Linked DNA regions of Homo sapiens: region 2 is linked to region 1. The links are chromatin loops, found by intact Hi-C in ENCODE. Cell type or tissue: HCT116. All regions are shown on one strand. Each heading gives the region's core, and the rest is flanking DNA. Links, peaks and the distances in the headings are about the cores only.

Region 1 (15,606 bases), core at 4,666-12,665:
AAAGAACTCCTTCATACATAAAAATATGGCTGGGGGTGGTGGCTCACACCTATAATTGCAGCACTTTGGGAGGCTGAGGCAGATGAATCACAAGGTCAGGAGTTCGAGACCAGACTGACCAACATGGTGACCAACCCCGTGTCTACTAAAAATACAAAAAATTAGCTGGGCATGGTGGTGGGCACCTGTAATCCCAGCTACTTGGGAGGCTGAGGCAGGAGAAGCACTTGAACCTGGGAGGCAGAAGTTGCCGTGAGCCAAGATCACATCATTGCACTCCACTCCAGCCTAGGTGACAGAGCAAGACTCTGTCTCAAAAAATAAATAAATAAATATATATATATATATATATATATATATATATATATATATATATATATGATAGTGAGTTTGTTTAAAAATGATCTCTAAACTGTCATTGATGGGTTATGTTGAAAGTATTTGTGGATTAAAAAAATTTAGAGTGTTATCTCCCACAAGTATGAAATATGGCATTAACTATCCAAAAAATTACAAAAAATTAAATATTTCTTCTCTAGGTGAAACCAGCTCCTCCCCTCCTCCTTATTTATTACATTCTGCTTCTAAGCAGTACTTTTATTTGAAAAATGCATGCAAGTTACTGCAGAGCCTTTTATAAATCTCGTGCATGCACGCTTGTGCACACGTGTACACTCGGCAATTGAGCTAGAATGATTTACTGGAAAATTGATGTGTGATCTGTTCTGTCACTTGCCTTCCCCAGTTGGAAAAAAAATGACAGGTTCTCTCTCCATCTCACCCAATCTCTCTATCTCTCTTTCCCCAGCTTTAGAGATTTTACAGAACCCATAATCAATGCTGCTGTTTGAGAGCCTCCTCTTTTTGTATTTTATGAAATGTAAAGCCCATTGAAGACATTTCCTGAGGTGTCCTTGAGGGAATGGGAAGGGGGACGAGTGCATTGGAGAGCTGAACAGTGACAGCAGCAGCAAGGTGCAGTTTCTAAATCAGAGGTGTGGTCAGAGGCCAGCAGTTTCTCAAGTGATGGGACTTGTGCCTATAAAGTGAAATGTCTCAGCAAGACCTCAGGAGGCAAAAGGCTTTCTGGTGCTGTTGGGAAGGCAGGACTTTAGCATGAGGATTTCTCTTTGTAAATGGTCTCTGTTACCCCTTGAAAAAGAAAAGCCTGTTCACCCACAGGGAGACCTTGGGGCTTGTGACAGTGAGAAGAATAGGGTCTGGTAGCAGATTCTGTTTGCCAGAGGTGGACTCCACAATATCTTCCATCCTACATGCCCTTCTTTGATGTGGCCCTGCCACACTCTATAGAGGGGTGAGGTCTAGTTTCTCTCCCCTTGCATCTGGGCTGGCCTAGAGATTGGCTTGTAACCTGAAGTCGTGCAGCTTCTGCTTTTGTATTAGTCCATTTTCATACTGCTATAAAGAACTGCCCGAGACTCGGTAATTTATAAAGAAAATAGATTTAATTGACTTACAGTTCAGCATGGCTAGGGAGGCCTCAGGAAACTTACAATCATGCAAAGGGGAAGCAAGGCACCTTCTTCACAAGGCAGCAGGAAGAAGTGCCTGGTGAAGGGGGAAGAGCCTCTTATAAATCCATCAGATCTCATGAGAACTCACTCACTATCAAGAGAACAGTATGGGGGAAAAAGCCCCCATGATTCAATTACCTCCACGTGGTCTTTCCCTTGACACATGGGGATTATGGGGAATATGGGGATTATAATTCAAGATGAGATTTGGGTAGGGACACAGAGCCTAACTATGTCAGTTTTGGTCTTTGGCAAGTAAGTTCTCTGGGCACTCCTTCCAGGGGTGCTCCATTCCAGGACCCAGCTGGCTGCTATGCTGTAAGAAACCCAAGCTCGGTGGACAGGCCGTGTGTAAGCACTCCAGTCGACAGCATTGGCCAGGCTCAGTTTTGCAGCCATCCTGAACAGCTTCCAGATGATTCCAGCCTCTCGCTCTTCTTCTTCCCATCTGAGTCCCCAGACATTGTGGAACAGAGACAAGCATGCACAGGGTTCCCCAACTGAATTCCTAACCACAGCATTCATGATTGTACTGAAATGGTTGTTGTCTTATGCCACTAATTTTTTTTTAAATGAGCTTTATCAAGGTATTTTAAGACATGTCCATCAACCCAAAAATTTCATTGTGCTTTTTGTCATTAGTTTCCTCTCCTAATCCCAATCCCAGACAACTTCAGATCTGCTTTCTGACTCTGCAGTTCCTTCTTTTCTAGAAATTCCATACAAATGGACTCATATGAGTCTTTTTTTTTTTTTTTTGACACAAAGTCTCACTCTGTTGTCCAGGCTGGAGTGCAGTAATGCGATCTTGGCTCACTGCAACCTCCGCCTCCTGGGTTCAAGAGATTCTCGTGCCTCAGCCTCCTAAGTAGCTAGAATTACAGGCGCCCACCACCAGGCCTGGCTAAGTTTTGTATTTTTAGTAGAGATGAGGTTTCAGTATGTTGGCCAGGTTGGTCTCAAACTCCTGACCTCAGGTGATCCACCTGCCTCAGCCTCCCAAAGCGCTGGGATTACAGGCGTGAGCCATTGTGCCCGGCCTATATGAGTCTTTTATTTGAAGTTGCAGTGAGCTATGATTGCACCACTGATCCCCAGCCTGGGTGAAACAATGGGACCCTGTCTCCCAAAATAATAATAATGATAATAATAATAATATGAGTCTTTTCTGTTTTATGCCACTGCACTTTTGGGATATTTTGTTATGTAGCAATGAATGGCTGGAAGAACTTCCCTTTCCATTGTCTAGACATTGCATGAGTTTTATGAACAATTGTGCCCTTAAGGAGGGAAGGGTGCCTGATAATGGCTAAGACTGAATTCTCTCTTTAGGCTAATTTAAGTGGATTTAAAAGAAGTGGACATGTGCTGTTTCCTCTTTATCTGAGTTGGTAGACTAAGATTCATTTATGGTCTTTACCATGATGAAGTCAAGGGATAGGCCTATTTTTAGAGTAGTGTTTAAGGGTTCTACACATTTTCATGAAACACGAAGAGCTACTGAATATGACCAGCTGACCAGCTCTGCTCCCCATCAGCTGCCTGTAACTGGGAAATGCAGCAGATCTTATCCATCCTTCCTTCTGGTGCCACAACATAGACCTGCTGCCTCATTCCTCTATTCCAGGGCTGTAGAAGGCGACGAAGGTCACATTATCAAGTGGGAAACTATTGTGCCTCTGTTGTTTCAGGGAATTTTAGACTTTTAGAATCCCTTACAGGTTTGGGAGCTTTATATTTTTATTCTTTGCCAACCCAAATATCAAGAAGCCTGAGAGGAAGAATTGACTAGGCAAATGAACTGCCGTGGAGCTGTTTCTTATTTATAGGAAAGTAGTTATAAAAATCAAGGAAAGAGCCTGGTGCCCTTGCTTATGCCTGGAATCCCAGCACTTTGGGAAGCTGAGGCAGGAGGATCGCTTGAGCCCAGGAGTTGGAGACCAACCTGGGCAACATAGGGAGACCCCATCTCTACAAAAAATTTAAAAATATAGCCAGGTGTGGTGGTGCATGCCTGTGGTTCCAGCTACTCAGGAGGCTGAGGTGGGAGAATCCCTTAAGCCCAGGAGGTCGAGGCTGTGAGGCATATGGCACCCCTATACTCCAGGCTGGGAGACAGAGTGAAACCCCATCAAAAACAAAACCAAACAAAACAAAAGGCAAGGAGACAAAATCTATGGGGAAAGGAGTGGGTGAAAATTGAAGCAAACTCAGAAAAGTGTCCAAAATATTATGCCTAGAGGCAAACATAGGAAGGATCAAAAGAAAACATTTAGTCTCTCCTCACCCCTAATTTGCATGAAATCCAGTAAACACAAGTAAATGCACAACTAAACCGGGTTCTTTTCAACACCTCTGGGGAGGGCACTCACAAGTCCTCCTGGGGTAACTCAGAGCTATTTAAAAATAATAAAGGAAAAGAATACTGTTGACAGGTGCTATGTGCTTTGCTTGATGTAACCCTTGTTTCTCAAATTGGTTTGTCTCTAGGTAATATTTTTATTAATCCTCTCAGATGCTTTAGTGTCACTTCATTGAAATTAATTTTTTTGTTGTTGGTCCAGGTCTCTGCGGAAGATGCTCTTTGTGGAGTGAATCGTTAACTGGGGAGGAGGCCACCTAGATTCAGTTATAGAACATCGTGGATTAGATTGTCATACATCAAGGAGCCGAGGACCATTCCCTGGGTAGCGAAGGTGATTATGATTTATTGTAATTCTAAGTGGGCTCCAAGCTGGATAGAGGATTATCTGCTCATTACTCTCTCTTTGGAAAATCCAATCCGAAAGGAGGTCTTTGGAGGTCACAGATCTTTGGAGGGTCTTTGTGTCTTGTTTCTTAAGTCTGTCTTTACTCACGTGTTTATAGAGGACATAGATGAAGGCTGCTTGCCCCCTTTACATGGGACTGACAGTGCTCCCACTCAGTATGGCTCTCATCAGAGATCCCAGGAAACTCCCCCAAACCCACTGAAGTGAACTGTGGCTCAGACTCGGGAAGGAATGGCACATCCTGCATGTGTGTGTGTGACTCCTGGGTGATGTTCTCGGGGACAGGGGCGCCTTCTCCAGGAGTGGCCAGAGTCCTGTCTGACTTGGACCTGGTCATAACCCTGTCCACTGTGTCCTGGCCCTGTATTCTGCTGCTTTTCCATGAGCCTCACCATTTGGCCCACATCTGGCCGGCCCCAGAGCTCTTAACACTATTGGAGTTGCCAGTCTCTGCCTCAAATTGCACAACATTTAGGTTTTTTTTTTTTAAATACAGAGTAGATTTTCTACCTTTTTTTTTTTTTTTTTTTTGAGACAGGATCTCACTCTGTTGCCCAGGCTGGAGTACAGTGCCACCATCTCTGCTCACTGCAACCTCTGCCTCCCGGGTTCAAGCGATTCTCCCACCTCAACCTCCCAAGTAGCTGGGATTACAGGCACATGCCACCACACCTGGCTAATTTTTGTATTTTTAATAGAGACAGAGTTTCACCATGTTGGCCAGACTGGTCTTGAACTCCTGGCCTCAAGTGATCCACCCACCTCAGCCTCCCAAAGTGCTGGGATTACAGGTGTGAGCCACTGGTCCCGGCAGATTTTCTCTTTTAAGACCCAGTATTGTTTTACTGCCTTTTAGTCTAGATATTTATCTTTCTACTTATTATTTTATGGACTTACGCTGTTCTGGGAAGTTTTCTGAGCCACTCCTCCAAATAAGAATGCTCTCTGCTTATGTGTGATCTTAAAAATAAAATCCCTTTATTATTGATTGGAAATTTAAACTCAATGACCTAGTTTCGGACTGAAACAGGTGTCACTTATAAACTAAGGGTTGCTTGGAAATTTTCTCATTATTCAAAAGCTTTTATTCCCCGCCCCCTACCCCTGTCCCCCCTCTGCTGCTCTCTGGTGATTTCCAATCTATTATTCAAGGATCTTTTGGTTGAAAAAGGTAGGGTTTAGAAAGATCTGACTCAACACTATCACTTTATGGGGTCACTGTTGTTTTTTTTCTCTTTCTACACATAAGACACACTTACTTAGGTTGCAATGTTAATTAGCAAGCAAGAAAAGACAAGACAAGAGGAAAGCCGTAGCTTCTCTGACAATGAGAGTGCTTTGAATTCATGTGCACGCTGGCAGTTGCCTGGCCAGGAGTGGGGACACATGGAGGGATACTGGGCACATGGAGTAGTATTAGTTCACCTTGACTTAGGTGGCTTTAGGTGGCTCCTCCTTTTATCCCTTGGAAGAATCCATGTTCTTTGCCTTTGGTAGAAATATTGTTTTGTATCTTAGCCAAACCCCATCGAGGCTTCTTTAAAAATAATGAGTCACAGTCATTTTCTTAAAAAGGGACAAAGAAAAGGCTAATCAGTAAACGTGATATGGAGGAGAAAATTGGCATGCACATGTCAAGTGATTTAAGCCCCTTAGCAAGTGAGGGCTTTCTCCATCAGGCCAGACCTTGCATGATATATTTAATTGGGAGTCGGGTGGGAGTTTGGCGGAATTCCAAGCCAGAGCAACTCCAGGGAGAGAGGTGTGTGTGAGAAGAAGGGGTGTGGGGTGGAGTGAATACCTGAGCATTCAGAATCACAAAGGTTTCTAGGCAAAAATTATCCCTGCCCTCAACTAGACCCAATTAGGGAGAGTGACACAACCCACATCACTGCTTCTCAGCTCATTAATTCCTGCCACTTGAGAATGCAGATTTTCTTTCCCCCTATCATATCTCAAGTCCCAGGCAATGTACTTGTAGCTTGTGATGCTGCTGCATGAAGGCCTCGTGGCCATGGCAGGCCATGCTGTACAGGGCTGGGGCTGTATCTGTTCCGTAATAAAAAGTCAGTAGACCCATGCAGAATGCTAGAAAGAGCCTCACAATGACAAAGTGACTCCTGGTAATCCTAACTTTTTTGACTTAGTGGCAAAGCCTGACTTAAACCCCAAACCTTCTCATTTCAAGGTGAAATCATTCCCTTCTCCTGCTCTAAGGCTTAATAAGGTGTGTATTAATCTGCCAGGGCTGCCATAACAACATACCATGGGCTGTGAGGCTTACACAACAGAAATTTATTTTCTCATTGTTCTGGAGGCTGGAAGTCCAAGATCAAGGTGTCAGCAGGTGTGGTTTCTCCCGAGGCCTCTCTCCCTGGCTTGCACTGCCTCTCACTGGAGGCAGTGAGAGGCTGGAAGTCCAACAGCAAGGTGTGTGCAGGTGTGGTTATTCTGGAGGCTGGAAATCCAAGATCACAGTGTCAGCAGGTGTGGTTTCTCCTGAGGCATCTCTCCCTGGCTTGCACTGCCTCTACACTGTCCTCACATGGCCTTTCATCTCTGTTCTAGCATCTCTGGTAAGGACATCAGTCATATTGGATTAGGGCCCACTCTAACAGCCTCATTTTAACTTGATCACATCTTTAAGGGCCCTTTCTCCAAATACAGTCACATTCTGAGAGATTCAGGTTAGGACTTCAATGTATAAATCTTGGGAGAACACAGTTCAGCCCATAACAGGGTGTGACAAGGACATCAAGAACATGGGAGGGAGATCACAGCCTGTCTTGTGGCTTCCATGCAGTCACTGACTCAACGTATAAACCAACATTCTGTATTTCCAGCCTTATTTCATTGTCTTTTTGGTCTGGGTGATGATCTTGTTTCTCAGTAATTGACCATTCAAAGGGTACCCAGTTCCACAAGGAGGATGATGTTGGCTCTCAATGTTGGCTATTGCACTTGAGAAATACTTGGAGGAGATCTAGCATGGGAATATATAAGGCATGGTAGTCTGTAAAATTCTCTGGGAGGCCCCAGAGAGAAATCCTAATTTCCAGTCCTAATTTCTCTGTGGTTTTTTTTTTTGTACATTCCTTTTTTCCTTTCCTTCAAGGAATACACTTTACATAAATTTGCTTTGATCATGCATGTGGAGCAAGAGTCATGGAACATTTTAAAAAATACTTGTCTTTTCTCGACATTGTAAACATGATAATTTCTGTTACAGACTAAATATTTATGTCTCCCCCAACCCCACCAATTCATATGTTGAAGTCCCAACCCCCAATGTGATGGTATCTGGAGGTGAACCCTTTGGGAGGTAATTAGGGTTAGATGAGCTCACGAGGGTGGGGACCTCTTGATGGGATTAGTGGCTTTATAAGCAGAGGCAGAGAGAGATTTTTCTCTTTCTTCCAGGAGCACAGTGGAAAGGCCATATAAAGTCACAGTGAGAAGATGGTTATCTGCAAGCCAGGGAGAGAGCTCTCTACTGATACCAACCCTGCTGGCAGCTTGATCTTGGACTTCCAGCCTCTAGAACTGTGAGAAAATAAATTTTAGTTGTGTAAGCCACCCAGCTAGTGGTATTTTGTTATGGCAGTCTACTACCATTTCCTAAGAAAAGAGTAATGCTTCTAGAAGAAAGGTAGGAGCAGCCATAATTTTAGAGAAAGTCATAGATCTTGGGTTTATCTATCAGATGCCTTTGAGTTCACAGACACCTCTAGAATTCTGTAGAGAACACTGATCTTTTTCACTTTGTGAGATTTAGGAGTGGAGCTTTCTACCAGGAGACACTAAGTCACTTGGTGGAATGTGACAGAGGCATGAGAATCAGGTTTCCCTGGCATAAACTGATGTGAGAATAGGTCACCAGGCACCTGCTATGGCTGGAAATGCCTGTGTACAGTGCGCGGTGCATTCACCCAGCACTTTCCTCGTTCGCCCACCAGGACTCTCCTCGTGTCAAATGTGCAGAAGGAAAGGAATGAGGGTCTGGCATTTTAATGGATTCGGGGTAAAACACTGCATCCTCTGAAGTGATCCATATATTCTGGAAGTCAAAAATGTTTTATCTAAGTAAGCAGATCATTGCCTCAGTTCTCTTACAGTTTTTGAAATGTGTATGTGTTTGATTTGTACTTAAAGTGTCAGGTCCCTGACATCACAGTTGTGGGTGGTTAGATCTGATGTCAGGAGGGGATATTAGGGACAGATAGAGAACTACAGGGAAGGCAACTTGATCCATGTCTGCTCTGGTGTGTCTCACACAGCTTTGAACCCATGGACCGGCCTCCTGCCCTTGGCTGCTGGGAAGCTTACAGCTCAGCCATCTCTGTGTTCTGGTTTCTTTCTTCCCATTCCCTGAAAGCAGTGACTAGGAGATAAGAATAACTTACACTGGAAGTGTGGCTGTGGACCTAAGTGGGGATAAGCATAATATACGAAGTGAATGCTGCTGACACCTAGCAGGCTGTTACTCTCCACTCTTGTTATCGGAGGCAGCAGGCAGGGGAGGAGATTCGGCTGATCTGTGTCCAGGTCCTGCTCTGAGGCTCCCTGGCTCAACACGACCTATTCACCCCGCTGACTTTGGCCTCCTCATCTGCAAAACGGGAGGAATTTCTGCCATGCCTGACTCACAGGGTTGCTGTGAAGATTAAATGAGAATATATTTGTAATTTGGGAACGTATTTGTAGTATGTACTTATATCACATACATATGTAATATGTATGCATATATGTATGTGCATACATATAAATATGTATATGTATGAATTATTCTTATCATTTCCTAGTCATCATTTTATGTGAAATGCGGCAATAATGGAGAACTTACGGGAGGCAAATTCAATGTTATGATTGACATTCTGAAAGGACCCTATGTGGGGGAGGAGGGGGGTGCAGTAATATATGACTTCGTTTGCGGTGAGAGGGCGTGCAGTTTTAAGTATGTGTGGCCTTCCAATTGTCTCTAGTTTGTTTTCTAAAACCACAGTTCATGACATCCAGCTTTTACAAGACGAAATGTTTCCCTGATGAAAAAAATATTAGCAGTAGGTTAGAAATATCGAAAGAAACACATAAGTTTGTGCCCTCCAATGTGTCTGTAAGACTCCTCGGAAAGATATCAGCTGGTATTCAAGAATTTTTTCTAACTTAAATTCATTTCTCCTCCTCCCTCCCCACCATTTTTTCCTAGTTAGAATTTAGTGTTTGCCGGCTGGGCTTGTTCAGCCTGTGCTTGTCGGCTCCAGCTTGGGTCAAACGTGAGCGGCTGGACATCAGGGACCACAAGGTGGCGCTCTTGCCCGTGGGGGTGGGATCTGGCCCACCTTAAGATGGCCTCCATCTCCCCTTGGCTGTGGTTCAGAATCCCCCCAGACTCATGCAAAGAGGGCACAGCTATTTGTGAAGGAGGTCAGTGCCTGCAGCGAGATGATTGAAAGAAGGGGCGGAGCTCTGGATTCCTCTCTCTGGGTCAGCCTCTGGACTGATGCAGCGTTGATGCTGCACGTCCTGTGGAGTGGGTACACTGGGAGTCTAACCTGGAGACAGCCACTCACGCTTGACCCCTGTCCCAAAAAGAAAAAGGGTCACGAAGCTTTCAGGAAGCTCTACTCTGCTTTCTTCCCAATGATCTCCACAGCAATGGGCATTTCTTTTCTTTTTCCCCCTTGAAATTTAACTTAACGTTACATTTTATTTAATTATTTCTCCCCATGCCAAAAAAAAAAAAAGATACAGAATAGCTTAATTGAGACACTAAAAGAGAATAAACTGAATAAAAGGAACTCATGGCAAATGGAAATTAAAATGAAGATCAAGTTAGACTCAGTGTGCAAACCTATAGAGCCTATATATTTATGCTTGAAGTTCTCAGGGAAGCAAAAGCTCTTGCCTTGGGCCCCCTGCTGTAATGCAATTTGTGCAGACCCTGAAGGTATTCACAGAGCTGTCTGGGCCCTAAAGGCTGTCAGCCCCATCCTCCAGGCCCTCTCTCTCTTCCTTGACGGCTGGTCAGATGTTAGAGGTTGCAGCAGAGGACTCTGAGACCCTAGGGAATGGCAGGGCCACAAAAAGAAAGTGCCTGGGTCCCTGAATTGCTGTGTGGATGAGAGCTTCCCACTGACCAGGAACCCCTCTTGGAACTTTATAAGGTCTGTTGTGTTTGAAATTGTTGGTTGAAGCAATAGCCTGTCTGATTAATATGCTTTCCATTGTAGTCTGGGCAGCCTTGAGAACCACCAGGAGCTTGAGCGACAGTCAGAATCATGTTGGCTGTGAGCCTGTAACCTGGTTGATTGTGTGCCTGTCCTGTGTGTCCCAGCTGGTGCCATGTGCCTCCTTAGGCCTGCTATAGATTTGTGATTCTATCACTGAAATTTGCTTTGGTCGCTGATTATCACTTTCTTCCTACTGCTGCTTATTTTCTGCCCATTCAGAAGTGGAGGATGATTTTTTTCTCAATTGACCAAAGATTTAGCTCTAGCATTAGATATTCAGCTTACCAAGGCATTACACCTTTTGCCTATAGCTTTTCTTCTTTCCCAGTCCATTCCCCAGGATACCGTTTCCCAAATTGTTCTGTGGAACACTAGCTTAGTACATGATATCGATAAATATGTGGGGATAAAGAAGGGTTTTATGGCCAAATTATTGAGGAAAAAAATGGATTAGATGAAGTTAAAGATTTCTTGATGAGTATGGTGGCACATGCCTGTAGTCCAGGCTACCTGAGAGGCTGAGGCAGGAGGATTGCTTGAGCCCAGGAGTTAGAGTCCAGCCTAGGCAACATAGTGACACTCTCTGTAAAATAAATAAACAAGACAATTAAAAAAAAAGATTTCTTTAATGCAGGACTTCTCGGAGCTTTTAACATTCTAGTGAAGGGAACAGCAAAGTGTGGCTCATAGGCCAAATCTGACCTGCCATCTGCTTTTGCAAGTAAAGTTTTATTGGAACACAGCCATGCTCATTTGTTGACATATTCTCCATGGCTGCATTCTTGCTGCAGTGGCAGAGGTGAGTAGCTACCTCAGTGACCAAATAGCACACAAAGCAGAAAATATGTACTTTTTGGCCTTTTAGAGAAAAGGTTTCCCAACCTCTGCTCCCATGTCTCCAAAAGGAGGAATACATGTGGGTTCACACATAGGGGTTCACACTTTTTTGGCTTCAAATCCCTTCCTTCCTTGGACAACCTATTAACCTCTTGAGAGTTTCAGTTACTCTTGGAAGATGTCATCAGAAGATTGGAAGGCCTTCGTATGACCCTTCGTATTACCATATATTCATATTATCTTTTATCTCTACCTCCACTGCCAAACTCAAACACATTTCTAGTTGCCCATGAACCCTCATCTCAACTTTTTTCTCACAGCAAGTTCCCTGCCCTGTTTCTTTTCCAACTCCTCAGTCCCAGGAGTTACTTCTCTTAATCCTGGTGTTCTGAATGACTGCAGGATTGAAATTCTGCGTCCTACTTCTCTCTAAGAGCACTGGATGGCAAGGTTCTGCAGGTGGGCAGGTCTGCCCATCCCCTGTATTAACCATGGTGGAGGGCGATGAACCTGACAGAGTGCACAGGCTGCCAGCTGCCCTGGAGCCTGCCTGCTCCTAACTGGCATGCAGGCCATGTATGGTAATGCAGGAGGCCAGCCTCCGGCCTCGGGAAGGCTCATTCCTACCTCCGGGCAACTGTAGGTGTGCAAATAGCTCAAGGAAGGATCATTTTAAATGCCTTGAAAGCCTGATTTGTAAATAATCTAAGACCAAAGACAGAGCAAGTTAAATATTTATTTGAAGATTATGTCTCTAAGGAGGGATTGTTGAAAATTAGTGAGTGCCTTCCCTTCTTGCCTTCCCTCCCATGCTGGAGGGCATATTATTTTTATGGCTGTGTTTGACAGCCAGAACAAGCCTCTGTAGATTTACTGGTTGTTTGTAGTGGCATTTATGTGTTTGAATGAGCTGGGCAAACAAGAAGGAGGGAGGTGCGGGTGGTTAATTAACTCTGAGAATCTCTTTGCCCACACTTCCATACTCGGGAAATGCTGGTAAAAGAACCATTCACAGGTTTTTTAAGAAGAATAGCCACACAAAAATCCTTCCCTTCACAGGGCTGGTTTGGAAAGCACAGCAAATCAGCACTCCTGCCATTGTAGACTCAGAATCTCCAGGGTGAAAGGCTTGCTTCTGAGCAGAAAATATATGTGGCCATGACTTTCTGGATCAGAAAACCAGCAGTCCAGTCAGTTCCTGGGATACTGGCATTCATTCATTCACCCAATAGTTTCTTGCCACTTGATAGCTGTAGGGCCTGGGTATGTTCATATATATATACATATATCCAGGTCAGCCTGCTTTCTGAGGTATACACAGAAACAGATTTGAAAAATTGCTATTTTATTCTTTTTTAATGAATAAATATATAGTGAAAATCAAGCCTGATGGGAAAAAAAAAAAAACTCCAAAAGTCTTGGTCGATCAACCTTGCATTTAACCATCTATAGCACTTTCCTCTCCTGGGATATTTTATAAGATAAACTAGGCTCAGACTGTGGGCACCTGGATTCTCATCCCATTTCTCCCAGACAGAATCTGTGAATTCTTGGGGGAAGCCCCTCACCTCTTTTGGCCTCACTGTTGAGATGAAGGTGTTGGATCACCTCACTCTCTGGGCCTCCTTGTTGAGATGAACAACTTGCATTAAATAAATGTCCCCTCAACTTGCATGATCTTAGGAATCATCTGGAGGATCCAATTCAGTAGACCTGGGGTAAGGCCTGGGAATCTAAGATTCTATTAAAAGCCCCAGGTGATGGTCATGGGAACATCTGGGAAACACTGGATTGGATGATCTTTGTGGTCCCCTCTGGATATGACCTTTTAATATCATCATTTTTCCAGGAACTCCCCAACCCACTTCAATGGATATCTCTGAAAAAGCTTTAATAAGAGTCCAGAGAATCACTGGACTTTTCAAACCACACAGACAAAAAGAGAAGCATCAGAGAAAGGTCATACACAAACGTTTCAAAACCACTGATGCACCGTAGCTCACAGGTGTTCTCCTTGAATGGGGTAGCAGGGACATAAATGGGGCAGATTCCCTTAGTGACAAAAAGCACAATGGCGAAATGAGGACAAAGTCACTCTACTGTGCCGTGGCCCCAGGAATGTGGAGAGTGCATGGGAGGATGGGACCATGTGTGGATGTGGGGTCAGAAGCCACCCATCCAGCTTTGACACTGTGGATGCCGTTGGGCACTGATTTCAGGAGATACACAGAGGAAGGGGGAGCTGTGGGCACCTCTTCTTTCCCTGACTTACCATGGCCCTCTGGGGTAGGGAGGTTAAGAACTTATAGGCACTCACTCTCCCCTCTGTCCCAGGCTCTCATCCCAGGCCCTGGGATGCTGCTGCCAGCTCTCTGGGTCATCCTCTAGTACTTGCTCTCCTTCCATCTCTTCTCCAAGGCACCTTTCCTCCCTCTGCAAGAAACTTTTCATGCCTACAAGCCCCACTCCTTGTGCATGAGAGAAAAATGAGAGAAGCTCTTTTTTGTTGTGCACAGAGGTTTTGCAATACCTCCTTCTCCTCTTGCTCTGTGGGTCTAGCCCTAACTCCTGCTAACTCCTGCTAGGTGGCTTAAGCTTTTGGGCTCTGGTGAGCCCTTCACCACTCATTGTCCCTCTAGCCTTAGGGGAGGCATCAGCTTTATGCTCTTCTGAGCTTTAGGTTGCCTCAGCATCTCTTGTTGGGCTTCTCAGCTCTTACATCATCTTTGTGTTAGTTTGTGGCATTAAGTTCCTTTGGTGTAAGAGACCTGTATGCGTTTCTGTTTTTCTGACTTGACCGCAAACATCCTAATTTTCAAGGTAGGCCCCCGGGCTTAATTGCTGCTCTGAGTAATGCATATAGCAGTAGCATCTGACAAGTGACTGGCTGAGATGCCATACTTAAACAAAAACCTCACACTTAGGATGTCCCAAATTGAATACATTGACCTTTCCAATTGTCTTCTGATCTCAGTGTTTACAGAATAACATTTCTGGCCTGTTGCAGTTGCCAGTGTTCAGATTCTCAATGTTCTCTACACCTCTTCCCTCTACCTCACCCCGCACATTCAATAGAATGCCAGTCCTCTCGATGACAGTGCCCTGATAAGTACGAATCCACACCCCCATAAGCATCCCCATAAACCAGCTTCAGGCTGTTATTTTTCCTTTTGCTGCAAAGGCCTCTGCTGGTCCCTGGCTTTTGGTGTCTTCCCACCTCTGATCCACACATGTGCTTCTGGAGGGATATTAGTCAAGCACAACTGTGTTCTGTCCACCGCTGACAAGATAAAGGTCCCACTCTCCTGGCAAATGAGCCCTTGGAGGATCTAACCCATCTATATAGCCTCACTCCTGGCAGGCGGTACCTCTCACCATTTCTCAGGCATACCTTGCATTTCCTGCATTCACACTGTTCCCTCCTCTCAGAATGCCCTTTCTTCTTATTTCTACCTAGCTTCAAGTCCTTGGTTTAATGCCAGCTCCAACCTAAAGCCTCTCCTAATCCTCCTATCTGGAACTAATCTCTCCTTCCTCAACGCGCTCCTGCGTTTCATTGTTCAGCCCCTTTGCCTCTTACCACATTCTGCCTTATAGGGTCGCTATGTTGCTAAGTCACCCCCAAATGGAAAGTCCTCTGGATGTGGTGCTTGTTCATATGTACAGCTCCTATCAAATAGTTGCTGTTCAGTGGAGACTGGGTAGAAGACATGTTATGGTCACTCAGTTAATGCATATCACATTTGTGAATTACAGCAATGCTTTCATACATACCTCTCTATATTTAAATCTATCTATTATTTTGTCAATGACATTGCTATTCTTCTTGGGAAATAGTACTGGCTTCTCTTTTTAACCCAGTCTCTTAAACACAATCACTGGATATTAATAATTTATTAGACAAAATTTCCCATACAGATGATTTGAGTGTCAGTCACATGCACATGTTAGGTGATTTGCATACATTATTTTATATAATCCTCTCAAGGCGGGACTCTCTTTATTTTATAGATGAGAAAAACTAAGGCTCATACAGATTAAAGACTTTTATCAGCACTGTTAGCTGGTGAGTGGCGGGGCCAGGATCTGAAGGGGGATCTACATGATTTAAAACCTTACGTCATAGAAGGATACGTTCTTTACCTTCATCTTGGGGAAGAAAGATTTATCTCATGAGAAAAGACTAAATTTACAGACGAAAACTTCCATTTCTTGTGTCTTACTGGGCTTGGA
Region 2 (15,606 bases), core at 4,116-12,115, 360 kb after region 1:
AGGATACAAACTTAATATGTTTATTTCTTTTGAGAACTGCCAGACTGTCCCAAAGTGCCTGAACCATTCTCTATTCCAACCAGCAATATATGAGGACTCTAGTTTCTCCACATCTTCACCAACACTTGTTATTTTCCTTTTTGGTTAATAGCTATCCTAGTGGGTGTGAAGGGGTACCTCATTGTGGTTTTGATTTGTATTTCCTTAATGACTAATGATGTTGAGCATCTTTTCAAGTGCTTGTTGGCTGCTTGTATAGCTTATTTGAAGAAGTGTTTCTTCAAGTCATTTGCCATTTAAAAAATTGGGTGTTTTTTTTTTTTGCTGTTGAATTGTAAGAGTTCTGTATGTATTTTGGATACTAGACCCTTATCAAATCATAATTTGCAAATATTTTCTCCCATTCTGTGGGTTGTCTTTTCACTTTCTTGACAATGTCCTTTGATGCACAAAAGTTTTTATTTTTTATTAAGTCCATTTATTCATCTTCTTTTTTGCTTGTGCTTTTAGTATCACATCTAAGAATCATTGTTAAATCCAAGATTCCTATGTTTTATTCTAAGAATTGGAAAATGGAGACTCAAAGAAATACATGTACACACATGATCATAGCAGCACTATTAACAATACTCAAAGGGTAAAAACAGCCCAATTGTCCATCAATGAATGGATGAATAAAATGTCGTTATGCATACAATGGAATTTTATTCAATCATAAAAATAATGTTTTACCGATGTGTGCTACAACATGAAAAACCTTGAAAACATTCTGCTAAGTAAAGGAAGCCAGACACAAAAGTATGGCATAATTCCATTTACATGAAATGTTCAGAATGAGTAAATCCATAGAGATAGAATTCAGATTGATGGTTACCAAGGGCTGGGAGAAAGGAGAATAGGACAATTGCTTAATGGGTATAGGGTTTCCTTTTGGGGTGATGAAATGTTTTAGAATTAGATAGAAGTGGTGGTTGCACAATATTCTCAATGTACTAAATGCCACTGAATTGTTCACTGTAAGATGGCTAATTTTACATTACGTGAGTTTCACTTGAAAAAAGCAAATTGCAAAGAACAAAGTAGAATCGCTCCATTTCCTCTCTGAAAGGTAATACATTTAATATATTTTTATTTCTGCTTTTTCTATATTTCTTTTCAATTTTTTATATATTAGAATTTTAGATACACAGTATTTTTTTATAGTATATGTCTTCTATTTTAAGACTTATTGTTGATATTTGCATTATGCTTAATATTCACATTAACAATAATTATTTAGACTTATTTGTAGTTTTCTGATTTCATTGTTCATCTTTGATGAAAATACTACGCCTTCCTCATTCTTGAATATGTTATAGTATTTCTTTGAACAATTTTTTTTGTTTCTTTTGTTTTGTTTTGTTTCTTTGAGACAGAGTCTCACTCTGTTACCCAGGCTGGAGTGCAATGGCACGATCTTGGCTCACTGAAACTTCTGCCTTCCCGGTTCAACCGATTCTCCTGCCTCAGTCTCCCAAGTAGTTGGTATTATAGGCACGCACAACCATAACCGGCTAATTTTTATTTTTAGTAGAGATGGGGTTTCGCTGTGTTGGCCAGGCTGGTCTCGAACTCCTGGCCTCAAGTGATCCACTCATGTTGGCCTCCCAAAGTGCTGAGATTAGATTACAGGTGTGAGTCACCATGCTTGGCCCTTTGAGCAATGTTTGAAAGAAGAGTATATATGTGAAACTCTACTTGAAGACTTTAATTTCTGAGGATGACTTTCACTTGCTTTCACTTGACTGTTTCATTAGATGTAAAACTCTTAGGACACCCAGAAAGATGGAGTGGATGTACTTTTCCCTATTCTTCATGTCAGAAAGCCAAAATCAAACAAACACAAACCTAAAATATCAAGAGACAGAATACTTTAATGAAGTATTTTAAAAAATAAAAATTATGCTAAAATCTATGATAGACAAAATATAAAAATTTGAAATAGAGTTTGACAAGGCAAGATTAGGGTGGGGTGAGTCATACAGGTGCAACATCAGATCTCCCCAATTTAAAATTTTAGTATTTCATCCAGCATGAATTATAATTCATTACATTTCATTTAATTCTTATTTTTAAAAATTGCAGTAAATATTGTTTCTCCTGATTACTGAATTTTTGGGTGTTCATTAAAATTTTGCACCTCAGGACTTCATTCACCTTACTTTAATCCTGCTTAGAGCACATTTTTTATCCTCAAAACTCTCTAGGTTTTGCTCTGATGTAGTGGCTGTCAAATTTGGCTTCACACTAGAATTTAAATGTTATTCGATAAATTTAATATCCACACTCTTTCCTCAGACAAGTTAAGCCAGACTCACCATTAGTGAAGCAAGATTTTAAAAATCTTTCTAGGAGATTCTAATTTGCAGTTGGGGTTGTAAACTACAACCTTATTTTTTTATTCCTATAGAGTTCAGTGATAAGGAATATTGATCATCTAGTCAGAATGCATCAGTTCAGCTCTTGGCTTTGCGTCCTTGAGTAAGTTATTTAGCATTTCTGATACTTAAATTCCCATCTCATGGCATGGTCCTGAAGATTCAAGGAAAAATCACATGCAAACCCTAAGCACTGTGCCTGGATCTTAGCAACCATAAATGCTTGCCATTAAGATATTGCTGGTGCTGGCCGGGTGCGGTGGCTCAAGCCTGTAATCCCAGCACTTTGGGAGGCTGAGGCGGGCAGATCATTTGAGGTCAAGAGTTCAAGATGAGCCTGAGCAACATGGTGAAACTCCGTCTCTACTAAAAATACAAAATAATTAGCTGGGTGTGGTGGCACATGCCTTTAGTCCCAGCTACACGGGAGGCTAAAGCAGGAGAATTGCCTGAACCAAGGAGACAGAGGTTGCAGTGAGGTGAGAACGCGCCACTGCACTCAGCCTGGGAGACAGAACGAGACTCCATTCAAAAAAAAAAAGAAAGATATTCTGGTGCTGAAGATGGAAACAGGAAAAAGCAATAGCTACGATTTAGTATTGTAGAGGAGAATCTTTTGCCAGTATGAAATCTTTTGCTATATCCTCTCAAAAATATGTTTCCAAAGGATTTGTCTCCATGTCTGTCTTTATTTATTTTGCCTCATATTCAGTGAGCCTATTTGCTTTAACAACACAAATGCTTTAGTTCAAATTTGTCCAACCTGCAGCCCACAGGACAGCTTCAAATGCAGCCCAACATAAATGATTTTTTGGCCCTTTTTTTTTTTTTTAGTTTATCAGCTATCATTAGTATTAGTGTATTTTATGTATGGCCCAAGACAATTCTTCTTCCAGTATGGTCCAGGGAAGCCAAAAGATTGGACACCCCTGCTTTTAGTTCAATACATTTTTTTTCTATTATAACTTTGATTACTTTCTCACTCTCTGTTTTGTTTTCTCCTTTTGGTAATATATATAGCTCTCTTTCTCACTAACTCTATAATCTTTTTTCTTCAATTTCTTGGAGAAGTTTTTAATTTTGTGTTTTTGATGTAAAAACACATATGCACAGTTTTACAAGTCAAAAGCTAAAAGCTTTTGAAAAAAATGGCAGATTCTCATATATTACTTGTATTTATTCTCTTCAGAAGTCACTTTAAAGTATTATCTTTTCTTCTGGCATTACCTTTTTAAATAGCATGTTTTAAAATAGAAATTTTCATGGTTTTTATTTATTTTTTGAATATGTAACACATTAACTTTGTTCAAAAGTTAAATAAATACAAATTTCTAGATTCTTCATATTGACCTTAGTAATAATTTCCTGAATATGACACCAAAAGCACAGGCAACAAAAGCAAAAATAAATAAATGGGACTACATCAACCTAAAAAGCTGCTGCACAGCAAAGGAAACAACAGAATGAAGAGGCAACCTGTGGAATGGGAGAAAATATTTGCAAATCATACATCTGATTAAAAGTTAATATTTAAAATATATGAGTTAGTTCTACAACTCAATAGCAGAAAAACAATCTGACTTTTAAAATGGGCAGAAGACCCAAATAGACACTTTGTAAAAAAACATAAATAATCTTAAACAAATATATAAAAAAGTACTCAATATTATTAATTATAAGGGAAATGCAAATTAAAACCACAATGAAGTAATACCTCACACCTTTTGGATGGCTATTATCAAAAAAATAGGGAAAAGGAAACTCTTGTACACCTTTTTCTGGAACTATAAATTGATATAGCCACAGTGGAAAACAGAGCAGTTCCTCAAAAACTTAAAAAAAGAACTACCAGATGATCCAGCAATCCCTCTTCTTGGTATATACCCTGCAAAACTGAAACCAAATTCTCCAAGAGCTGTCTGCACACTCATATTCATTATGGTATTATTTACAATAGCAAAGACACAGAAACAACTTAAATGTCCATGAACAGATAAATAGACAAAGAAAATGTGATACATACATACAATGGAATATTATTCAGCCTTAAAAAGGGGGTTGGCTTAATGCTTAAAAAAGAAGGAAATCCTGTCATTTGCCACATGGATGAAGCTGAGAGACATTATATCAAACAAAATAAGCCAGACACAGAAGAACAAATATTCTGTGATACCACTAATATCAGTAATTTAAAATAGCAAACTTGTAGCAGAGATCAGGCATATAAGGTTCTTTTACACAAGTTTCTTTTTTAGGTGGAAGTTTCTCTCCCATTCCACTCCCATCTGCCCATTACCACTGTTACTACCAACAATATTTAATTACCTTTATTGTATTTTGTGTACCTTCCACAGTTTTTTTCATGCAAGTAAAAGCAAATATAACATGTATTTTTCTTTTTCTGAAAGTTAACTTGGGCATCACTGTTTCTCTTTGCTGCAATATGTTCTCAGCCTCTCCCTGCCATTACTAGGGTTTCAAATTACACAATTATATTCTTATCTCAAGTTGCATTTCCCTCTCGCCTGACTGCTTATTTAATAGTTTTCTAAATCCTATCAAGAATATTAATTCCAGACTTTCTTAAGTTTATTTCCAGACATATTTCACATAATAATTCTGTTTCTTGAGAGGATATTGTTTCTGATTCCTTAAAACCTTTAGAAGACATTTTTAATTTCTGTGCCTGGCACTTTGTGTCCATTTGCTCATTCCTGCAGAAAGAAAATTTTGTATTTTACCTTTTTGGAAAACTAAGAAATATTTTTAAGGCATTGAGTGGTGTAGGTAAAGAGAGAAGGGAAAAGATTAGATTTTCTGTAATTTTATTTCACTAACACAAAATTTCAGAAAATGAAAAGAAATAAGGAAGGAGTCAGAGCTAGAGGCAGTGTCACCTGGGTTCCAAAGAGTTCTTTTTTCCTGTTTGTCACTGGTTTCCCAGCTGGTTCTGAGACTCCCACCTCCCCTTGGCATAACTGCCTCTTCAAATTCCCTGCTTATTGCCTGATCCTACTTTCAGACATCAGGATAATTGGGAGTGAGTGTGTTCATGGGGTCCTTACTCCAAGTGACCTTCAGTGCCTGCTAGGATCAAACTTTTCCTACAAATGCTGTGTTATAGACTGACCTTAGCTCTGGCACTTAGAAGTTGGTGAGATTCTGCTGAGAAAATGGCACCTTCTCATGCAGTGAACTGTGATTGGCAGACTTTTTCCTCAATCTGCCCTGTTTCCCAGACATCTCACAGAAATTCCTCAAGATTTTTAGTATACGTATGACATTCTTAAATAGTCCCTTGCACAGGTATTTCTTCTTTGTTTTTGTATTGGTGTGACAGTTCAAAGGGGATCTGAAAGTGAAGGATAGATGCGTGCTTAAGATTTTTAGTATACGTATGACATTCTTAAATAGTCCCTTGCACAGGTATTCTTCTTTGTTTTTGTTTTGGTGTGGCAGTTCAAAGGGGATCTGAAAGTGAAGGATAGATGTGTGCTTTCCACACTTGTCATTTAGAACCCATAGTGACTTTCTTAGTTTTCCTCTATCTAGATGTGTATTATTTAGTCACAAGTATATAAACTGAACATTTAAGCTTCTGTGTTGACATCATGGAAGGCAGCTTTGATCTCCCACAGAACGTCCCTGAAAGCCCCTGATAGCCACACTGCTGGTGAAGTACGAGGATGGGCTTAATGCTACATATAACTTTTGACTCCATTAGGCATATTCATAGATGGGGAAGTTTAATTTCTTTCTCACATGCTCCTTAAGAACTTCTGTTATTATCCATTAATTTTTCCCCTCCTCCCTCTGTATAAATAATTTCACATCTCTACTCTGAGGCTTCTCTAAGGACTCTCACTTCATCATCACTTCCCAGTTTATCACATCTCTCACTTAATTCGCGAACATTTTTATTCATTCATTTATTCATTCCCTGAGTGTTTACTGAGTACAGGGAATAGCATTAGAGAGTGAAAAATGAGCCAATTTTCCATATCCTCAGGGATCCCACAGGTTAAATCTAACATGTTAGGAAGATGTTGCAGCTGGAGAATCTTATGGAAATAAGGGGAGGGGAAGACAAGGAGGATGATAGTGTGCACGTCTCTAGCATCTGTACTTTATCTGTGCAATCTTATTTTACACTGATGACATGGTGATGATAGCAATAGTTATTTTTAAATGTTTGTTATTTAACACAGGTTTTGTGCTAAATTCAATATCCATTAACTTACATCATTTCATGATTCCCTTATGAAATATTCATTGTCATATTCCAATTTTACAGGTGAAGGAAATGAAGTAGAAGGATGTTACATACCTTGTTCAAAGTGACATAGCTGAGTCTGCTTGGACTGTGGTTCAAGCCATGCAGCCTAACTCTAGAACCCATGCTTTGCTACCTGACTTTCCAGACGTAGGAGGCAAATACCATAATCAGCTCCTTGTTTAGAGGTGTAGGAATTGAGGCCCAGAAAAAATAAGTAACTTGTCCAAAATATGTAGTGAAATTGGTACTTGAACTTTTGTCTGTCTTTCAACTACACTACCACCTCTAAATGCTCAAATTCAGATCATTTTAGATTTAAGGACTAGAAATAGCCTTGGAGATCATGTTATTAAATAATTACTCATTTTACAGATAATCTGTAATCACTAAAATCATTTACCTAAAGCAGTCAGGAACAGGTTCTATACAGCAAAGCAACTTAACATACAAAGGAAAATTATTGTTTGAAATATTATTTCTATTTTTTTTTTTTTTGAGATGGAGTTTCGCTTTTGTCACCCAGGCTAGAGTGCAGTGATACGATCTCAGCTCACTGCAACCTCCGCCTCCCAGGTTCAAGCGATACTCCTGCCTCAGCCTCCCGAGCAGCTGGGATTACAGGTGCCCACCACCATGCCCAGCTAATTTTTGTATTTTTGGTAGAGAGGGACTTTGACCATGTTGGCCAGGCTGGCCTCGAACTCCTGACCTCAGGTGATCCACCTGCCTCAGCCTCCTAAAGGGCTGCGATTATAGGCATGAGTCATCACACCCGGCTGAAATATTACTTCTATTTAATATTTAAGAAAACAAAATGAGGAATTCAATTCTTGATGGCAACACAGCTCTTGCTAGTAACTTAAATGCCTCATTGTTTCTCTGCAACAAGAGGAAAACTTGGGAAAGGATTCTGTAGGCACTGAGACCATCATAAGGAATTGCAGGACCCAGAGATTTTCATGAAAGTGAAATTGCTCATAGGAAATCAAAGCAAATGGCCTTAAGAGTGGCATCCAGTGGACCGTCCTCTGAAAAGTGACCCACAATTCTGCATGAATCTTTCCAGGACACTGAATTGGAGCCAGCTGATGTAAGGAGCTTACCTTGGTTGCCACCTTCTGGTCTCTGTTTGAGGAACAACTGCATGTGATTAAGGGTAACAGATACAGAATTTGTGTTAAGCCCAGGATGTAATTTGTTGAATGAGTAGCAATTGACTTGAAAATTGGATGGATGGGGATTGTGTTTCTTTACTCTCTCTCTCTTTTCTTTCTCCCTCTCAATACGGCTAGATTAAATCATCTTTAGTCTAGTCAAATCAGTGCTTGCTGTTGTTAAGAAGGATATTCTTGAGGTATAGTACTTCAGGGATGCTAATTGGGATTTGAGCAAGATGAAATTTCTACCCAGGTGTGTGCATCGTATACTGGAGATGGCAAAAACTGGTTCCAAATGAGGGTGTGTTTGTGTTCCTAGGCATGTTCCTATAGGGGCCAAAAAGATGCAAAATCTTCTTTTCTAAAGCTTTTGGTGTTCTCAAGCTTGTCTACACAATGGAATCACCTGGAGAATTTGGAAAACCAAAAATACTGATACCACTGATCCTACCCAACAGATTCTATTTTAATTGGTATGGAGTATGGCCTCAGCACTGATATTTTTTAAAGTTTCTGAGGCGATCCTAATGTGCAGCAAAGCACCGTCAAGCCCCCTCTCTCTGAGGAGGCACCAGCTGCAAGCATGTTTTACACCAATATGTTTGCTGAATATAAACATCCCAGTGCAAACTCTTGCACCCCAGAACTCTGGGCTGCTTGTGGACAGTCTTTGGCAAAGTCTGAATTTATAAACTGATAATACATATAATTCCATAGGCTCCATATGGTTCGTGTTATCCTGGGGGGAACTATACACATTTGCCTTGCCCCAGGATGGAAAGATAAATAACAGATGTGGATAATTTTTATCATACTTGTACTGAACAATAATAAAAAAATTAGAAATGAAGGAGCAGAGAGAGAAGTAAAACTCATGAAAACAAAGCTCAAATCAATTATTCTACGTTATATCTTTGCATTTTTAAGAATCCAAATACACAGTAGTACTCCATAGAAAAACCTGTCATACAGTTCTCCATTTCTAAGGGAGACTATCTCTAGAGTGATGAGACATAATATTAAAATTGTATGTTAATAAAGTTAATCAATTTGTTATTAGTGATAAAAAGTAAAATCTACATAGAGCTTACTGTGTACCAGACACTGTTCTAAGCACTATACAAGTATTAACTTATTTAACCCTCATTATAATCCTGAGACAAATCCTATTATTATCCTTATTTTACAGATGAAGAAACTGAGACCCCAAGAATTTAAGTAATTTGTTCAAGGCAACACACTGCTATGTGGTAGAACTACAAATTGAGCCCAAATAATCCAGCTTCAGATACTATGCAAAGGTATCCTAGGTGTGGGGGTGATAACCTGGTGACAATCCCTTCTCAGAAGGAAAACAGGTCCCATCTACAGAGGTGAAGCAGAGTGTGGAACTGAAAAACTCAATGGAAGAATGGCTATTAAGATTTAGGACGGCTGGGAAATAATAAAGTAATAATAATAATACTAGGTATTGACGTGTGCTACATGCCAGGCCTTGGGTGACATTTGGATTGATTCCCATTTTCTTTACTTTTCAGCAGTGGGGTCTTTCACCTTTCAAGCTCTGCCTGAGAAGTCAACATGGTGGCATTTGGCTAGGTTCTTTTAGGCAACCAATTGTTTTAACATGATTTGTTGAAAAGCCTATTCTCTCTTTCATTGAACTATAATGCTAGCTCTGTCATAAATCAAATTTTCATTTGATTTATGATATGAAAATTATATGCATTTGATTGATATGCATTTTTTCTCCAATGATACTCAACTGTCTTAATTATATAATTTTGTAGTAATTCTTGGTATCTAATTAGGCAAATACCCACTCCCAACCCTGTTTCTTTTGTTTTTAAATCCAGGGGTGTTTTGGATATTCTCGTTCATTTGTGCTTCCACCTACATTTTTCAGTTAACTTGTCAGGTACGAAAAAATAAAAGGCAAAATTTTTTATCCTTAAATCAATTTGGGCAAGTTTGCAGTTTTTTCTTGTATTGTAACTTCCAATCTATGAATATGATCTATTTTTTCACCAATTTATGGCTTCTTCCAATAACATTTTATAATTGTCTTTTTAGAGGCCTTATCTTTTGTTTAGATTCATATCTAGGTATTTAATATTTTTGATGCTGTTATAAATGGTATTTTTAAAAATATATACATTTTTAACTATTTCACATAGAAAACTTTAATGGATTTTTAAAATGTAGATTTGTATTCAGTAAACCTGTTAAAATCTCTTAGAATGTCTAAGAGTTTATTTATTCAATTTGATTTTCTTTTTTTTTTTTTCTCCTGGAGACGGAGTTTCGCTCTTGTTGCCCAGGCTGGAGTGCAGTGGCATGATCTCAGCTCACTGCAACCTCCGGCTCCCGGGTTCAAGCAATTCTCCTGTCTCAGCCTCCTGAGTAGCTGGGATTACAGGCTCCCACCACCATGCCCAGCTAATTTTTGGTATTTTTAGTAGAGACAGAGTTTCACCATGTTGGCCAGGCTGGTCTCAAACTCCTGACCTCAGGTGATCCGACTGCTTTGGCTTCCCAAACTGCTGGCATTACAGGCGTGAGCCACTGCGCCCTGGCCTATTCTACTGGATTTTCTATGCAATTGTGTTATAACTCATCATAAAGATAATTTTATTTCTTTTCCACAATCTTTACAGGTTTAATTTTTTTCTATGCCTTGCTGCACTCTCTATGATTTCCAGTATTGGCACTACTCTGGCCTTTGGTCTTTGCTCTTGCATCAGCCTTTCATAATTGGGTATGTTTGTTGTAAGTTTTCTGTAGAGAGTCTTTATGAGGTTAAGAGATTTGTTTCATTTCTAGTTTATTAAGAGATTTTATTATAGATCAATGTTAAATTTTATCAAAATTTCTCCATTGCATTTCTATTGAGATGATCACATGATTATTAAAAATTAGTATAAAGATTTATTATTTTGATATTTTAAAATCAGGTTTATTGAGGCATAATTTATATATAATAAAATTTACCCTATTAGAGTATCCAGTCCAGTAAGTTTTGGTAAATGTATGCGAATAACACAATAAACAGGTTTAGAACTTTTCCATCACCACAAAAAGTTTATCAGGCCCCTTTGCAGTTAATACTCACCTTCTCTCCAGCCCCAGTAAACCATGGATCTGCTTTTTGTTACTGTAGTTTTTCCTTTACTTTGATTTTTTTGAGTGTTAAGCCAGCCTTACATTTCTGAGTTAACTTGGTCATGATATCTTCTACAAACATTAATGAATTTAGTATGATTGGCTGATGCCTTTGCTTTCCTATACTGTCCTTGCCTGGTTGGTACAAGGATTATATAATACTTATAAAGTGAGTTGAAGACAGTTTCCTCTTTTCACCAGCTGGAATAATTTATGTATTATTGAAATTAATTGCTCCTTAAATACTTGGCAGAATTCACTACAAAGGCACTTAATTCTAGACCTTTTGGAGGAAGATAAAATACTGATTTTTTAAATCATTATTTTATTTTTGTAATACAGCTTATTTTTCCAGAAACTTCTACTTTTCGTTTACATCTTCAAGTCAGATTAAAGTTGTATTAATAACCCCTTATTATTTAAATCTCAGCAGAATGTGAAGTTATGTTCCCCCTTTGTATCCATTTTTTTCTCTAGATATTTTTCTGTTACCTGTTTTAAATTTAATTCCATTGTGGTCAGAGATAATACTTTGTATGACTTGCATTCTTTTATGTATATTGAGACTTGTTATAAGGCACAGAGTATGGTTTATCTTGGTAATCATTCGTGGCACACTTAAAAATCATGTGTTTTCTGCTATTGTTGAGTGGGATGTTCTGTAACTGTGAATTAGGTCAAGTTAGTTGACAGTGTTGTTCAAGTCTTTTATATTATTACTGACTTTCTTTCTACTCACTCTATCAATTAGTGAAAGGTGTCAATATTTCCAGTTATAATCATGGATTTGTCTATTATTACTTTCAGTTAGAAATTTCTAGCTGAAATTATCTATTTCTACTTTCAGTTAGTGTTAGCTTGCTATATCTTTTTTCCATCCTTCTTCTTTTAACCCAATGTATCTTTATATTGACATTACATATATGATTTATATTATATTATGTTACTATATCTTGTATGCAGCATATATTTGGATCTTTTTTATCCAATCTGATGATCTTTGCTTTTTAATTAATGTATTTAGATCATTTACATTTACTGTGATTATTAATATGTATTAAGTTCAAATCTACCACTTTGGTATTGAATATCTAATTGTCCCATTTGTTCTTTGTTTCAAAAAAACTCTTTTTTTGCCTTTTTTTATATCAAGTATTTTAAAATTCTATTTCATCTTCTTTGTTTGCTTATTAGCTATAACTTTATTTTGCTAATTTAGTGGTTGCTTTAGGGTTTATAGTAAACATCTTCAACTTATCACATTCTATGTTCTAGTCATATTATATTATTTAACACATAGTATAAAAACTTTATTGTAGTATACTTTCATTTTCCTCCAGTAATTGTGCGATTCTTGTCATCTATTTTGCTTCTACATGTTATAAACTCTACATGATTTTGTAATATTTTTGTTTAAACAATATTTATTTAGACTTAATAATAAATAATAAAAATATATGCTAACCACGTAGTTATAATTTCTAGTGTTGTTCATTTCTTTGTGTAGATCCATATTTCCACCTGCTATCGTTTTCCTTCTGCCCGAAGGTGCTGGTGATGAATTTTTTCAGCTTTGGTATACTTAAAAAACTTTTTTTATTTTTGAAAATATTTTTTGTTAGGTATGAAATTCTATGTTGACTTTTTTTTCTTTCAGTATTTTAAGAATGCTACTCCATTGTCTTCTTGCTGGCATTATTTCCAGAGGAAGAAAAATCTTTAAGATTTTCTCTTTTTACAGACTTTGAGTAATTTTACTACATTATAATTTGGTGTGGTTTTCTTCATGTTCCTTCGGCTTGAAGTTCATTGAGATTCTTCAATCTGTGAATTTATAGCTTTTTATCTACTTGAAAAAGGTTTAGCCATTATTTCTTTAAAAAGTCATTGTCTCATCTTTCCCCTCTTTGGAAATTTCAATTACGGGTATATTAGGTCATTTGATGTTGTTCCACACATCAATGATGCTCTGTTGTTTTTGTTATTTTCTCTTGTTTTGAGTCATTTTTTCTTCTGCGTTTTACTTTAGATAGTTTATCTTGCGATGTCTTTAACTCACCAGTCTTTCCTTTTGCAATGTTTAATATTTTGATTGTTTGATTTTTTTCCTTCTCACTATGGTTCATATTTTCCTGCTTCTTTAAATGCCTGATAATTTTTTATTGGATGCTAGACATTGTGGATTTTACCTTGTTGAGCTCTGGATACTTTTTGCTTTCTTTTGAATATCTTGAGCTTTTTTTCTGGAATACAATTGTGTTATTTGCAGACAGTTTGATCCTTTTAGGTCTGGATTTTAAGATTTGTTAAAAAGGACCAGAACAGTGTTCAGTCTAGTGCTAATTATTCAAACTACTGAGCTAAATCCCTTCTAAATACTCTACCCAATGCTAGGTGAATTACATTTTTTTGTAGTTTAATGGTGAGTACAGGCACCATTACCTGCCTTATGTGAGTTCCAGACACTGCTCCTTCCAAGTCTTTAGGGAAGTTCTTTCCCCAACTTTGGGCAGTTTCTTCACAAACATGCTCTGATTACTGCTCTGTTGAATAAATAAAGGAAAATCTCTACAGATCTCTGTGTGCAGATGCCCTCTCTAGTATGCTTCCCAGTAAACTCCAGCCACTTTCATCTATTCAGATTTTTAGCTTTGACTCCTCAACTTGGTGACTCTACTGTGATCTCCAACCCCAGGTCATGGCCTGGAATCTCTTGTAAGGCAGAACTGTGAAACAACCCTGCCTTACCTGATTTATTTTCTTTTCTCTCATAGATCACTGTGTTTCATTGCTGATGTCCAGTGTATTGAAAACCATTATTTCACATATTTTTTTCTGTTTTGTTTGCTTCAGGTTGATCCTGAGATCTTGTTCCCGATCTTCCATTTTTGCAAAGACTGAAGGTTCAATCTATTTTTTAGACCATTATTTTTGTTCTGTCATACCTCAGGTTTGTCAATTTTACTTTCCTTTTTCAATAACTTACATTTGGTATTCTCAAGTCTCTTTATGGCATACTTGTTTATTCGTAAATGTGTTATTTGTACATTCGTTTTCTTTGTTATTAATTTTTACTCAAATTCATTATTTCCTTCTTTCTACTTGTCACAGTAGCTTCACATACAACATAAAACATAAACTGGAGAGACCCCACCCAGTATATAAATGTAGCAAAAATTTCATGTACCCCATACATTTGCACAAATAAAACACCCCCAAAACCCTCCCCAAATCCAAAGGCTCAATTTAATTCTATGATTTCAAAATATTGCCACCCACATCACAAAGACTTTCTTGATCACCCTACCTTCTGATAGTCTAGTTATCCATCTTCCAAATTCCTGGAGCAATGGTTCAGAGAGAACACATTAACCCCTGAACAGAATGTTTACTCAGCAGACAGTGGTATCTCAGTTCAGGTAACTAAAATAACTCTTGTCTGACATACAGCATAAGGATGTTCTTCTACAGGCCTGAGGGAATTTCTTGCAGAGCAATAAAGTACACTGGGATATTGCTAACCAAACATTATCACCACTGCAGAAACCAAGAAACATGGAAACTTCACATATTGACTAATTTAAGTCCCAAAAGGCCTACTAAGAATGAAGTACTCACTTGACAAGGGACTGTGAGGTGGCAAGGTGTTCATAGATGTTTATGTTGGGATTGAGTCATGTTTCATCACAGGAGAAGAATCTAGGGCTTGACCAAGCTTAGAATCAAGATTGGGAGCTGGTGCATTTATACAGAAAACATAATGAACCCTACACCTTACTGTGTCCTATGCCAGTAAAGGCACACAGATGACCATTGTTCTAGAAATTTGAAAGATAAAGAACTAGACTATGAGAAGGCAGGGTGATCAAGAAAGTCTTCACAATGTGAGTGGAAATATCTTGAAATTATAAAACTAGTTGGAACCTTTGGGTTGTTTTGTTTTGTTTGTTAATTTGTTAGGGGTACATGAAAAGTTTTGTTACATGTATATAAGGCATAGTGATCAAGTCAGGGTGTTTAGGATGTCTACCACCCAAGTACAATACATTTTTGTTAAGTATAGTCACCCTATTCTGCTATCAAACATTGAATTTATTTCTTCTGTCTTATTCTATGTTTGTACCTTTTAATCCACTTCTCTTCATCTTATCCCTGCCCCCACTCACTCTTTCCAGTCCCTGTTGTCTATCTTTCCACTCTCTACCTTCATGTTGGATGGAAACTTTGTTAACTGAATATTCGCGTTTCCTTAGAAATACTTAAGACAATAGTCCATATCACACCGTTGTGAGCATTTATGATTTTTTTTTTCTCAGATGAAAAACCCAGATGATCTGGGTTCTTTCCCATCAATCTCTAATAGGTAACATTCCTAGGCCCTCTGGCACTAGCACTGCTCCCTAACACAAAGATTGAGTCGCTCATGTTTGTATTCTCAGAGCCTAACCTACTGCCTTGCAGAAAGACTGCAAATATCATCTTTTTCTACACAGATTAAAGATTTTGGGCTTGATTTCTTGGTCAGAGAGAGCTATTGAAGGTTCGTGAGCAGGCAAAGGCCACATAACTCTGTGTCATTGGCTCAAGCTGACCA

The links. Peaks named below come from ENCODE experiments on the same cell type or tissue, not always from the same donor. Only the 100,000 strongest peaks of a DNase experiment are listed, where the experiment ranks them.
Region 2: a loop joins it to region 1, with 3 times the contacts of the local background. A loop is called at or near these places in 2 of 110 quality-filtered maps.

The regions. Positions count from the first base shown.
Region 1 is chr9:86,628,038-86,643,643 of GRCh38, forward strand. No RefSeq gene overlaps it. Among named protein-coding and RNA genes, the nearest start is that of LINC02834, 72 kb to the right of the region's middle. RefSeq lists an enhancer at 11,422-11,922. In HCT116, for the core only: CTCF peaks have their summits at 9,609 (motif pointing right) and 11,921; a DNase peak (open chromatin) is centred at 9,615; H3K27me3 peaks cover 1,664 bases.
Region 2 is chr9:86,989,555-87,005,160 of GRCh38, forward strand. It overlaps GAS1RR (GAS1 adjacent regulatory RNA), which reads left to right. Exons shown (of 7, transcript NR_049794.1): 6 at 7,760-7,849; 7 at 9,040-12,479. Among named protein-coding and RNA genes, the nearest start is that of LINC02893, 45 kb to the right of the region's middle. In HCT116, for the core only: no CTCF peak of the experiment used is centred there; a DNase peak (open chromatin) is centred at 7,817; H3K27me3 peaks cover 761 bases.